Regions from separate parts of the Mus musculus genome. Here region 2 is linked to region 1. The links are chromatin contacts, found by POLR2A ChIA-PET in ENCODE. All regions are on one chromosome and are shown on one strand. The core of a region is the stretch at or near the end of the contact, and the rest is flanking DNA. Distances in the headings are between cores, read along the strand shown. Region 1 holds the start of Idh3g (isocitrate dehydrogenase 3 (NAD+), gamma). Region 2 holds the start of Pdzd4 (PDZ domain containing 4).

Evidence for each region. ChIA-PET counts read pairs that join two places held with the same protein, here RNA polymerase II (POLR2A).
Region 2: POLR2A ChIA-PET joins it to region 1 with 14 read pairs in Patski. The contact joins the promoter of Pdzd4 here to the promoter of Idh3g in region 1. POLR2A ChIA-PET finds 5 or more read pairs at or near these places in 3 of 5 experiments (Patski and embryonic stem cell).

Annotation. Positions count from the first base shown.
Region 1 is chrX:73,783,606-73,789,331 of GRCm38, reverse strand. Idh3g (isocitrate dehydrogenase 3 (NAD+), gamma) reads left to right here and starts at 2,435. Exons shown (of 13, transcript NM_008323.1): 1 at 2,435-2,557. The coding sequence starts at 2,477. It overlaps Ssr4 (signal sequence receptor, delta), which reads right to left and starts at 2,309. Exons shown (of 6, transcript NM_001166480.2): 1 at 2,026-2,309; 2 at 379-497. The coding sequence starts at 2,092.
Region 2 is chrX:73,820,633-73,826,605 of GRCm38, reverse strand. Pdzd4 (PDZ domain containing 4) reads left to right here and starts at 1,637. Exons shown (of 8, transcript NM_001029868.2): 1 at 1,637-2,324. The coding sequence starts at 2,265.

The DNA.
Region 1 (5,726 bases), core at 1,186-3,685:
CAGGCTGGAGTTTTTCTATTTTAAACTTACAGAACATTCATACAGACACATACTCAGGCAAACTACAACGAGAAAAAAAGATAGAGGGGCCTGACCCTAGTTCTTTCTCCCATTCCAGACATTCATCCAGGAAACAGTGGGGTGTCTACCCACATTACTGCATGGAGGCAAAGCATACCAAGCAGGTCAGGAAAATGCTCTTGAAGTACTTGCTAGGATCTGGCCTCGCTGTGCCCTCATCTCTCCTGCACCCTGTGAATTGGAATCCTTATTCTCCCTGTTGATAGGATCCTCAGGTCACTGTCAACTGCCAGTGAATGAGTCTGCCACCCTCATCTCTTCCCCTGCACCCTCTCTGCTGAGTCCCTACTGTCTCACCTGGACCCTGTTCTTGCAGGTCAGTGAAATCTCCACGATGAATACAGTCTCTGTAGAAATGACGGCATCTGAAGTTGTATAGTAAGAAGGGGTGATCTGTGGTTCCAGGCAGGCCTCTGCTGTGGAGAGGAGGCAAAGCCAATTTGTGTGTTCCAGGCAAAAGGGCTTACCCTGGCTCCACCTCTCAGACTTGGTGAGCTGAGGATACACATACTCTTCTATTCCTGACAGAAAGTGGGGTCTGGGAGATGGATCCTAGTACTCAGTCAAAAGTAGAGTGGAAGGGGCCAGTGAGGGCTGATGAGCCAGGCCAGAGTGAGGTAGGGAAAGCTCTGCAGAGGTGAGTCTGGATGCAACAACATGGAAGCAACAGCCATGTTTGAGGCAGGCAGGAGGCTGATGAAATTAGTATCTGAATCTATGATAGGGAGGCCACAAAGCAGCTCACCTGCTCCTAAAGTACCCCAGAAGCCCAGTAGGTCAAGGCAGCCTCAATTCAGAGCTTCTTCAATAGCCTACTGAAAGCATTCTGCAGACACTAAATGGGGTGTTGTTAACACACAGGGACTTTCAAGATAAGGGTCTCTAGACCCATCCAGGTGACAGAATGTCAAGACTGGTTCTAGTGTTTCCTGAGAGAAGTAAATTCTGGGCCCAAACACCAAACCTGCCCCTGTAAACTAAACACCCCTGAGGAAAAGTTTTCATCCAACTCTTCTCCAAATGTGATGTCTTGAAAGAATGACCGATTAAGCTAGAGAAGACCTTGTACCGGCATAAATGGCAGGAGGAAAATGCCTGGGAATGGCTCTCAAGGCCATATTCCACCAACCCTTCTGTGACCTGCTCAGCTGGGCCTTTCCCTGTAGACACTATGGAACCCCTAATAGATGTTACAGCCAGGTTTGTCTTTTTAAGACACTGCTAGCAACAGACTGAAGGATTCTCTGAGGGGTGGGTAGAAGGGATGGCCAGAGGCTACCTGTATGTACAGAAACCAAATCGTCCTTAGTTCAGGCTCTCAGGTCTGAGGTGCTAACATCTTTCAAAACACATGCCGGCACTCCAGATTGAGCTCAGCCCCACTACCACGTTACAGATGTCTCACAAATATCAACGGGTCTGTGCACGGTTCAATTTTGCTATGAACTTTGGGGTGGGATATACCAAGGCGTCACAAAAAGTCGAGGCTCTGGGCACTAAAAGCCCTTGCTCACTTCATCGGTTCCCTATCTAACTCGCCTAGTGCCCTTACTCTGATCTGCCTCCCTCTCTTAGGTTTCTCTTGGGGAAGCCTGGCCTATGCAGCATTGGTTCGTAGCTGCCAGCACTGCTCTTGTGCGACTACCTTTTGACACAGGAACCAGGGACATACATATCACCTTCCCTGCTGGAGCTGGTGGTCGGAGCATGGTACTGCTTTGGGGGTTCTCCCAAAAGCAGACAAGGAAGCAACCTGGCTGTCGGGTAAACGTGTGTGTGGTGCTTTGGTCGCCACGACACAACACCCATCGGGGGAAGATCCCGTCAGTAGCGACGAGCCCCGGGAAGGGCCAGATCCCCACCTCGCGCACACCCTTCCTCCCCCCAGCACCACCTGCCAACAGCAGGGGCGCGCCCCGAAACAAGCTCCGGCCAGGCCGCTACCTGAGCAGCAAGATAGGCCAGACAGCAGGAGTAGTGCCAGGGCGCCGAAAGATGCCATCGCCGCCATCGCCTCTTCTCTTCCGAGGGGAAAAGAGAGCAAGCCACCCTGGACATGCGGAGCAGACGAGGAAGCGCGACGCGTAAGCGGCCTCAGCACCCAATCGTGCGTCGGCGGGCTGGGTCGGGCATGGTGACGTCGCTGGCGGCACTGACGTGTCCGCTTCCCTAGCCAGGGTCCCAACCGGTCGCACTTCCCTCCTTCTCAGCCTTCCCCTCCCCAAGATGGCGGAACAGTGCTCTAGGCACCGGAAGGGGGCGTAAGAACCGGTGTGACTGTGCGCGTGCGTAATGCTAGCGTTTTCTCAACCCATACCCCGGATTTCTCGCTGTCCCCAACTGTCGCGAGAACGGTGCTTAATGTTTTGACCTGTAGAGGTCCTCACTTTTCGTCATGGCGCTGAAGGTGGCGATAGCTGCTGGCGGTGCTGCAAAGGCAATGCTCAAGCCAACTCTCCTCTGCCGTCCTTGGGAGGTGAGTGGTGAATGGGCGGTGGGACATTTGCAGGCTTACAGAGGGACTTAACACCCAATTGAGACCCGGAGTCGGGTAACGGCTCTTTGAGCAAACACGGAATTCGATTGGCTGTGCGAGCCATAGGAGGGGCGGGGAGAGGGCTGCACTCTGGGGTTCACTGGTTGCTTCTGCTGTCCGTGAGGCGGTTGGCCGAAATTGACTCTGATCTGGCTCCTCTGTGCCTTCCTCCGGAAGGGTTGGGAAGGTAGACCGCAGTAGCTAGGTGTCCCCTCCGTAGTGTCCTTGTGGAAGCCCTTTTGAAGAGGCCACGTGTCCTGGCCCACCTTGCATGTACCATCTAAGCCTGTTTCTGGACTCAGTTCCTCCTTGGTTTTCCCTCTCTTAGACTGCTTTGCCCTAGTGGAGGTGGAAAATCAGACTTTATCAGTATCTCTCTCGCTGTGTGTCTCTCGCTGTGTCCCCGCGTTCCCTCTCCCGGTTTCTCTCTGTCTCGTCGAACACGCGGTTTCTCTCTGTAGCCTGGAACTCACACTGTAGACCAGGCTGGCCTTGAATTCAGAAATCCTCCTGCCTCTGTCTCCCAAGTGCTGGGATTAATTAAAGGCATGCACCGCCGCCATCTGGCTATCCATAATCCTTGATCCCTCCAGATCTTCCGCCTACCAAGCACCTAGATACTTGATTCTAACCAAAAGGCCAACAAACAAGCCCAAACCCCTGTAATGAGAGTGAACCAGGGTTCTAAGACTGGAAGCTTCTAGGGCTTTGCTTTCCTGGTTCTTTCTTTGGAGTCTTGGTTAGCTGGTTTAGCTCCTGGGTAGCACTGCTTAGCACCAGAAAACCAACAACTAGCTCTGGGGAATAAGAGCTATGACCTCTAGGCCTTGCTCTTCCACTGACCTAGAATATGGCATTAGGCCAGCTCTCTTTTCTCTCTGGGTTCCAGTGAGGAGAGAGGACTTTATGTTCTCAAAGCATTTGCTGACTCTGACCTTCCAGAATGCCATGGGGTTTTTTGTTGTTGTTGTTGTTGGGGTCTTGGGGGCTTTTTTGTTTTGTCTTGTTTTGTTTGGGGAAGGGAGCTACATATGCTACATGAAATTCTATTTAAAATAGGGACTTCTGGTTCAGCCAGATGGCTGAGTGGGTAAAGGCACCTGCCTCCAAGCTTGGATACCAAGTTTAATCCTTGGAATTCTTGTAAAATGCAAGGAGAAAAAGGACCCCACAGAATCATCTTCTCATTGCCACACGTGTGCTATGGCTTCTTCCTCATTGTTGAGGAAAGACCAGCAGCATATAGAGGATTACTAGAGACCCTGATGGCTCCAGAAGCTAGGCTTCTGTAAACTCTTAATGAAGACCTTTCCTCCTGAATGCTTGTGTGCCTTTGTTGGGATGGGACTAGGTGGCAGTGGAATGATTGGTAGCCAGGCAGGGCTTTGCCCTGAGACTGATTGTCCTGGGTATAGGAACCCATATAGACAACTCAAGGTCTTGAGTCCTGCTGGTTGACATCCCCTGGGAAATCATGCTATCATTATTGGTAATTGACCAAACACAAACATGACAAAGGGAGAAGCCTTAGGAAAACATCAAGTATGGGAGTCCATCAGCAGGAGATTGAACCACCCTGGCCTTTGTCTTCCTGCAGACTAGCTAAGGATGATGACAGAGTAGAAGACTTGTGTTCTCCTCAGCCTGCCTCATACTGGGCTTCTTTGATTGGACAATTGGACTCAAGAGGGAGAGCTTTGTAACCCTCTAAAAGAAACTATCCATATCTGTATATAGCAAGATCAGGAGCCTGTGGTTGGGACGTTTTCTAGGACTGGGACAATGACCACTGTAACATCTAGCATAGGAGGCAGCTGTGGGATAGATTCAGCCCTAGCAATGTTGTTGCCATCTGTGAATGAGTTGCACAGATTTTGAGCCACACCTGGTGCAGGCTCTTAGAAGGCTGGATCATTGCCACAGCTACAGTTCAAAGGGAGTTAACTACTGGGAGTTATCTCCCAAGGATGCTAGTTTTGAACTCTAAAAGGCTGGTAGAGTGAAAGGTGGTATACTTTAGCTCATCTCCATCCTGCTGGAGCTTGTGAACAGCTTGAATACCTCCTTTTGGTTAAGTTTTTCAGCAGACAAATGAAGTTGTTGTCTCCATTCTATGGATTGACTAATCCCCCCCAACACTTTTGTTTTTCGAAGCAAAGTTTCTTGTAGTTCAGACTGACCTTAAGATTTCTTTGTATATGAGGATGATCTTGAATTTCTGATCCTCCTGCCTCTACCTTCTAGGTACTAGGACTACAGATGTGTGCTGCCATGCCTTGCTTCTGTTCCATGGATTTTTTTATGTAGATCCAAAGCCATTTGTAGAGTAGCAGATGGTGGATTTGGTCTCAGATATCCTTGGTCTCCATCTGTTTCTTCATTTTCTGCTGTGCTTATTCACCTAGAAAATGTACCTGTGGTTCCAGCTCTGGACCAGGTGCTGTGCTAGATCCTGGAGCGACAGTAGAGGGTGAAACAAATATGTACTCTATTCTCATAGGCTAGGAAGAGAGCAAGGAGGTGATAATCAGGTAGAGTGATGTCTCTTAGAGGAGTAGGGGGTAGGGTGTAAGTAGGACTTAGCAGTCTAGGGAGACTCCCAGGAAGAGGGGAAATTTATGCTACCTTCTCAAGGAAGGCATGGAGACCCTACAGACAAGATGAATCTGATATTGGCAATTACTAGAAAGAAAACAAGTATGCATGTGGCTACATATATGGTGAGGGACCCTTAGGGCTTGATCCTAGTGGTCAACCTTCCTACATCTTGGCTTGGGTTATTGAGTGGCATTCCTTCATTATTAGTGACTAGGTAACTGAGTATCTTGTAACTGTGGGCCAGGGGAACCCAGAGGGGAATGGTCAGACTCTACCTGAGCCTTCTGATCTTTCTGAAAGAATGTATGACTCTAGAAAATGGCTATAGTGTCTCAGCTATTAGATAGAACATTGTGCTACTGTCTGATGGGTGAGTGGCAAAGAATCCTCAAGTTACAAGGAAGAACTTGGCGGTACCATGCCACTACTTCTTCAGGTATTCCTAAATGAGTGGGGCACAGCAGGGAGGGGAAGAAACCTTTCCTGTGGAGCTGAGGTCATAGCCTCTCCC
Region 2 (5,973 bases), core at 388-2,887, 38 kb before region 1:
GAGTTAGCTCATGTCAGGATAAAGAAAAGCATGCTGCTGATCTGAGGGATATTTGGGAGGGAAAGCCTCCATGGAAGCCATACCCTTTTGTAGAGGAAGAAATGGCCAATCCTGCTAGGTAGGTAGTAATAGCTCATACCTTTAATTCCAGCACTTGGGAGGCAGAGCAGGAGGATCTCTGAGTTGGAGGCCAAACTGATCTACAGAGCAAGTTTCAGGACAGTTATAGCTACATAGAGAAACCCTGTCTTGAAAAAAGAAAGAAAGAAAGAAAGAAAGAAAGAAAGAAAGAAAGAAAGAAAGGAAGGAAGAAAGGAAGGAAGGAAGGAAGGAAGGAAGGAAGGAAGGAAGGAAGGAAGAAAGACTTGTGCTAAGTTCTGTGGGCTAGGCTGGGGGAAAATGTTTTTGATGACTGGTCAGGACCTTGGTGAAATACATACAATTAGAAGGTAAAAAGATTTGGAGAGGATATTTCTAAGAGACTGCTCTTGAAGTAAGGTGATCTAGATCTTATGCTGTAGGCATGAGGAAGCTCAAATTACAGGGCAGAGGGGGCTGTTGTGGCAGTAACCATGGTGGAAGGACTAGGGTCCATCTCCTCTCCCCGGGGCTGATCTAAACACAGTGCCTCCCATCCACAGACATTTGTACTGAGCTCTCAAAAAGGGTATTCCTCAGGAAGATCTACTGGTCATCTCCTGAAAGGCTCAAGTTTTGCTTTCTGGGAAAGACAGTTTATAAGCACTCATACTTCCTTTCTGGATTTCAGGTTATTCCTATTTCTGTCTTTTGAACCAAAGTGGGGGTGGAAAGGAAAAGTATTGAAGCAGCCTCCCCCAATACTGTTAATTAAACATTTCTATGCTGTTATAAATCCCCTCACTCGCCAGAGCCTGGAGATAAAGACCAGACAATTTTATCAAAGGATCTTCTGCAGGTAAGAGGGCTAAGCAGCTCTCTCAGGCAGCCTCTGGGAACCTAGCTTTCAATCGGTCATTGTTATCTAGCCAAAGGCCATCTTTTCCTCTGGTTTATCAAGAAGAGGGGCAGCCTGTGGGAGGGAAGAGGCTAAAGGAGAAGTGTGAGGAGGGAAGGCTGGAACTGAGAAACAGACAGCGGTTTCAGTGCAAGCAAGGGGGGTGCCCATAAAGGCCCCAAAGAATGAGGCTTCTCTGTAGTTCTCTTGCCACCTACAGCACCCCCACGTTTTTCTTCTAAACAAAGGTATCCGTTTCAGAGATAGCAAGGGAATGGCTCAGTTAAAGCAGGGAACCAGTCTTTAAAGAGAGACAGAGGAAGGAGTACAGACATTGGGGCTGATACATTTAGAACCTGGGAAAGGGGTGAAATAGCCTCTCCTTGAGACCAAGGCCCTGAACTCTCTTCAGGAGTCCAGGGAAGCTTCTTCTTCAGACAGGATCCTCTTTTCTCAGGGACACACCTAGCAGACAGGTCCACTAGACACCTCGCCCTCGGACATTGGCATTATCTGGTCTCAGGGACTCAGGCCCCGCCCTCAGCTCCCTGCGCCGACTCCTGAGGCCCCCTGCCGCTCCCGCCCGCACCCAGCCTCTGCTTCTCCCACGCGCGTGCGCCCCTTCTCCGCACACCTCCCCCGCTGTTGCTGCGGGCGCGCGCGCGCGCGTTCCGGTGTTCCAGGCAGGAGCTGGAGACAAGCGACCGGCTGTGGGCCAGGCTCTGAGAGAGCGCCGTGAGCTAGAGAAGCGGGACCCTGCGAGGCTACAGCTGGCGTGGGCCTGGCCGCCTCTCCGTCGGCGGGCCGGGCCACGTCGCCAAGCCCAGAGGCTGGACTCCCGGGGCTGATGGCCATGGGCGGGAGCTGGAGACGACAGCGGCAAAGGCAGCGGCAGCGGCCGGCCCCGCGGGCGGGGAGCCGTGTGGCCCACGGCCCCTGACAGCCCCTGACGGCCCCGGCGGGCAGGCGCGCTCCCGCGCCTCCTGGGGTGGGGGGGCCGTAGCCAGGCAACGCCCGGCGCGCCCGCCCATCCCCCGCCGCCCTTTTTTTCCCCTGGCTGGGTGCGAAGGAGCATGCCTGTGTCTGGCCTCGGCCAGCAAAGAGTTAAGTCGAGAGGCTTGGAGCTGCCTTCCTCTTGGGGGCGTGCCCCCCTCCCCCGCTAGGCGGCTCGGCCCCCCGGGGTAAGGTATGGCCCCGGGCCCAGGCCCGGGACCCGTGGTCCCACGCACTGGCCAGTGAAAGATACCTTCCTCTTCCCGCTCTCCTCTTTCCCTCGCCGGCCAGCATCATGGGATGTAATATGTGTGTGGTCCAGAAACCGGAGGAGCAGTACAAAGTGATGCTTCAGGTAGGGCGCCTGGGCTGCTGGGGAGAGGGTCGCAGCCGGACCTAGGAAAACTGTAAACCCCGAGGGGGAGGGCCAGGTAGAGTCAAGAAAGGCAGGTGTGGGAGGGCGAGAGGGCTCGAGAGAAAAAGGTAGGGAGCTGATCTCGCCCTCAGATTATGGGTTGCTGGGTGCTGGCGCCCTGTGGGAACCATCCAGGGATGGAAGGAACTGGGTGAAGAAGATATGTAGGTGTTCAAGGCACATCACCTGGCACTCCGAGTGCGTAACGACCACTAACCATGTGTCCAGATCAGCCCAGGTGGGAAGTTAAGATTCTGTCCCGGGACAGTGAGGCGCTCAGTGGCCCGCGCGGGATGGAGGTTGCATAGCAACGGTCTGGATTCCCGGCACATGGTCCCAGGGTTGGAGCCTGACCCAAAGAAGCAGTGAAGTGCCTGCGGGACAGAGGCCGAATCCCGGGCCTGGCAGGCCAGATTTAAAACGTCGTCAATGGAGCTGGGTTTGAGTACCCATTTTCCCATCCACTCTCTAGACTAAGTCACGACTGTCGATTTCAGGGCCTCAGGCATTTTGGGTGAGTGGGTGACGCGGGGATCGATCGGTGGTGCCCAGCACGTGCTCTGCCTGTTGGCATCCGCTTTGGCCTGTTGGGCCTTGAGGACAAGGAGGGTGTTGAGAGCGACGCGTGCGGGGCGGCAGGAGATACCCTGCTGCCCGCTTGCACCTTGAGCCACCTTCTCAGCCACGAGTGGGGTTTCCTTGCCTGTGCGTGGCGTGACTACGTGAGTGCGTGCCTGTGCCCCGTCTGTGTGTGCGCCGAGGCTTGCCAGCCCCGCGCGTCTATACTTTCTGTGTGTGCACCCTGAGAGTACTTTAGTGAAATGTGTCCAGGATGATGTGCACTGAAATATACTAGGGCTGAGTGTAGAGAAAAGAGGGAGTCGGGACCAGGAGCCAAAGTGGGAGCAGACAGGTGAGTCTAGTGACTTGTGCCCCAGCTATTGAACTTGTTGATCAGAACCAGGGAATTAGTGCGCGCAGGTGTTGGCTGGGGGAGAACCTGTAGGTTCCTGGATGAATAGAGGAAAAACCTTCAGGAACGTGGCGGGAGTAGAAGGGGAGATTGTGTCAATCATAGTAGTGTAGTGGTATTGAGGTGGCCTCGGGAGCCCAAAATTTTTGCTGTGATCTTACCTTCTCTATTAGAAAGAATAAGAGGTAATGTGCAAGAGAGGGTGGGCATGGAGGGCCAGGTTGGGGGTGGTCTTGTCCAAGCCTGCTGGCGTTTCTGGTCTTCTCTATTTGACTATGTGTGGTCTCCTGTTGTCTGCACAAAGCCAAACAGACCACATCAGTGTTGTTTCTCCTCTCTTGTTCCTACTGTTTGAAGTTCTCACCTGCTCAATGCCACACCTATTGGAATAAGACTCTGAAATTAAGCCGGGCAGTGGTGGCAAACGCCTTTAATCCCAGCATTTGGGAGCCAGAGGATTTCTGAGTTCAAGGCCAGCCTGGTCTAGAGAGTGAGTTACAGGACAGCTAGGACTACAGAAAAATCCTGTCTCGAAAAACAAAAAGCAAAACAAAACAAAAAAAGAGCCGGACAGTGGTGTTGCACGCCCTTAATCCGGGAGGCAGAGGCAGGTGGATTTCTGAGTTCGAGGCCAGCCTGGCCTACAGTGTGAGTTCCAGGACAGCCAGGGCTATACAGAAAAACCCTGTCTCAAAAACAAACAAACAATCTGAAATTACCTAGCTCTGGGTACCAACAAAATAGGTTCAGCAGAACCCATTGGATTTCAAAACTAGGACTGCCTCCATTGAGGTTTCAATGGGCAGGAAGGCTGAGGTGACCCTAGGTAAGAGAGTCCCTGTGTTCAGCTCCCATGGGATGCTACTTTTTTAAAGTTTGGACACAAACTTTCATTTTCCTGGTTCTCCTTGACCCAATTAGAGACCAGATGTTTTTTAAAGGAAGAACTATCCTTTCAAATAAAGTAAAAACAAAAGGAATGAATATAGAAACAATATATGGAAAACAATGAGATCTATCAGGTAGCCTGAATGAATAGCTTATGGGAGATGAATACTCATATAGGCCTCAAGGAGAGTTTCCTTCAGAGCAGAAGGCAATTTTTGCTTTAAAACCCAGGTAGTTTTCAGAATTAATGAATTCTGCTTCCTAAGATCCTTAAACATGTGTACTTCCTCCATATTGAGTACTCTTCTCCCTGCCTCTCTCTTTCTTAAATGTATTTGCCTTTATTTTATGTGCATTGGCATCCCACCTGCTTGCATATCTATGTGACAGTGTCAGATCTTGGGGTTACAGACAGCTGTGAGGCACCCAGACCCACTACATGGGCACTAGACCTGAACCCAAGTCCTCTGGAAGAGCAGTCAGCACCCCTAACTGCTGAACCATCTGTCTAGCCCCCTCCTTGTATCTTTCAAAATGATTTCATCCATGTATACTCATGACCTCTACAACTTGCCAGTACAGACTTTCTCACCATGATACACTAGAACGTCAAAGAAAATCATAGCTTTTAGATATCAAATTCACAGTGATACAATATATCTTTTCAAAGAGTACATTTCAGTGCTTTTGGCTATTGTGGCTAATACTACAATGAATACTGGTATATAGATATCTGAATCTCTGCTTTCAATTCTTTTGAATAATACCTAAAAATGGAGTTGCTGGATCATATGGTAACTTACAGAAGTACAGTTACTTCTCAGTGATGGTACCATTTAACACTAACACAAGGTTCCAATTTCTCCACATGCTTGTCAACACTTGTAATTTTCTGGTAATAAAATTGCATCTTTTTGTGGATTTTTTGTTTGTTTGTTTGCTCAGATATAGTGCTGGAGATGGAAGCCAAGGACTTGCACATGCCAGGCAAGAGCTCTACCAAGGAGCCATCCCCCCACCTCATTGTGGATTTGGCAATTTGCATATCTATTGGCTAAATGCGGTAGAGCATCTTTTCTTGTGCTTATTGCCCATTTACATATCTGTATGCTATTATGATGGAACAGTCTAGGAAGTTTAAAGTTAGGAAGTACTTAGTCTTCCAACTTTATCTTTTTTTAAAGGTTGTTTTGGCTTTATTGGGTCCTTTGTTTCTTTCCATATGAATTTTGGGATCATCTTGTTTTCTGAAAATAAACTGGAATTTTGATGGGGTGGCATTAAATCAGATTGTAGAGTATTTATTGCCTGTTTATTTGGGCCAAGTCTTTATTTCAAATATAGCTTGTATTTCCTTTGTTAAATTTGTGTTAGATAAAAAAAATTGTTAGGATTTTTTGTTTTGTTTTGTTTTGTTTTTGTTTTTTGAGACAGGGTTTCTCTGTGTAGCCCTGGCTGTCCTGGAACTCACTCTGTAGACCAGGCTGCCCTCGAACTCAGAAATTCACCTGCCTCTGGCTCCCAAGTGCTGGGATTAAAGGTGTGTGCCACCACTGCCTGGCTATGTTAGGATTTTATTATTATTTTTAATTGTATATGAGCATTTTGCCTGCATGAATGTGTGTGTACATCAGGTGCCTGGTTCTCTAAAAGGTCACAGAGGGCATTAGATCCCTGGGACTGGAGGGAGGGACTAGAGGGACTTCTGAAACTACCATTACAATCATT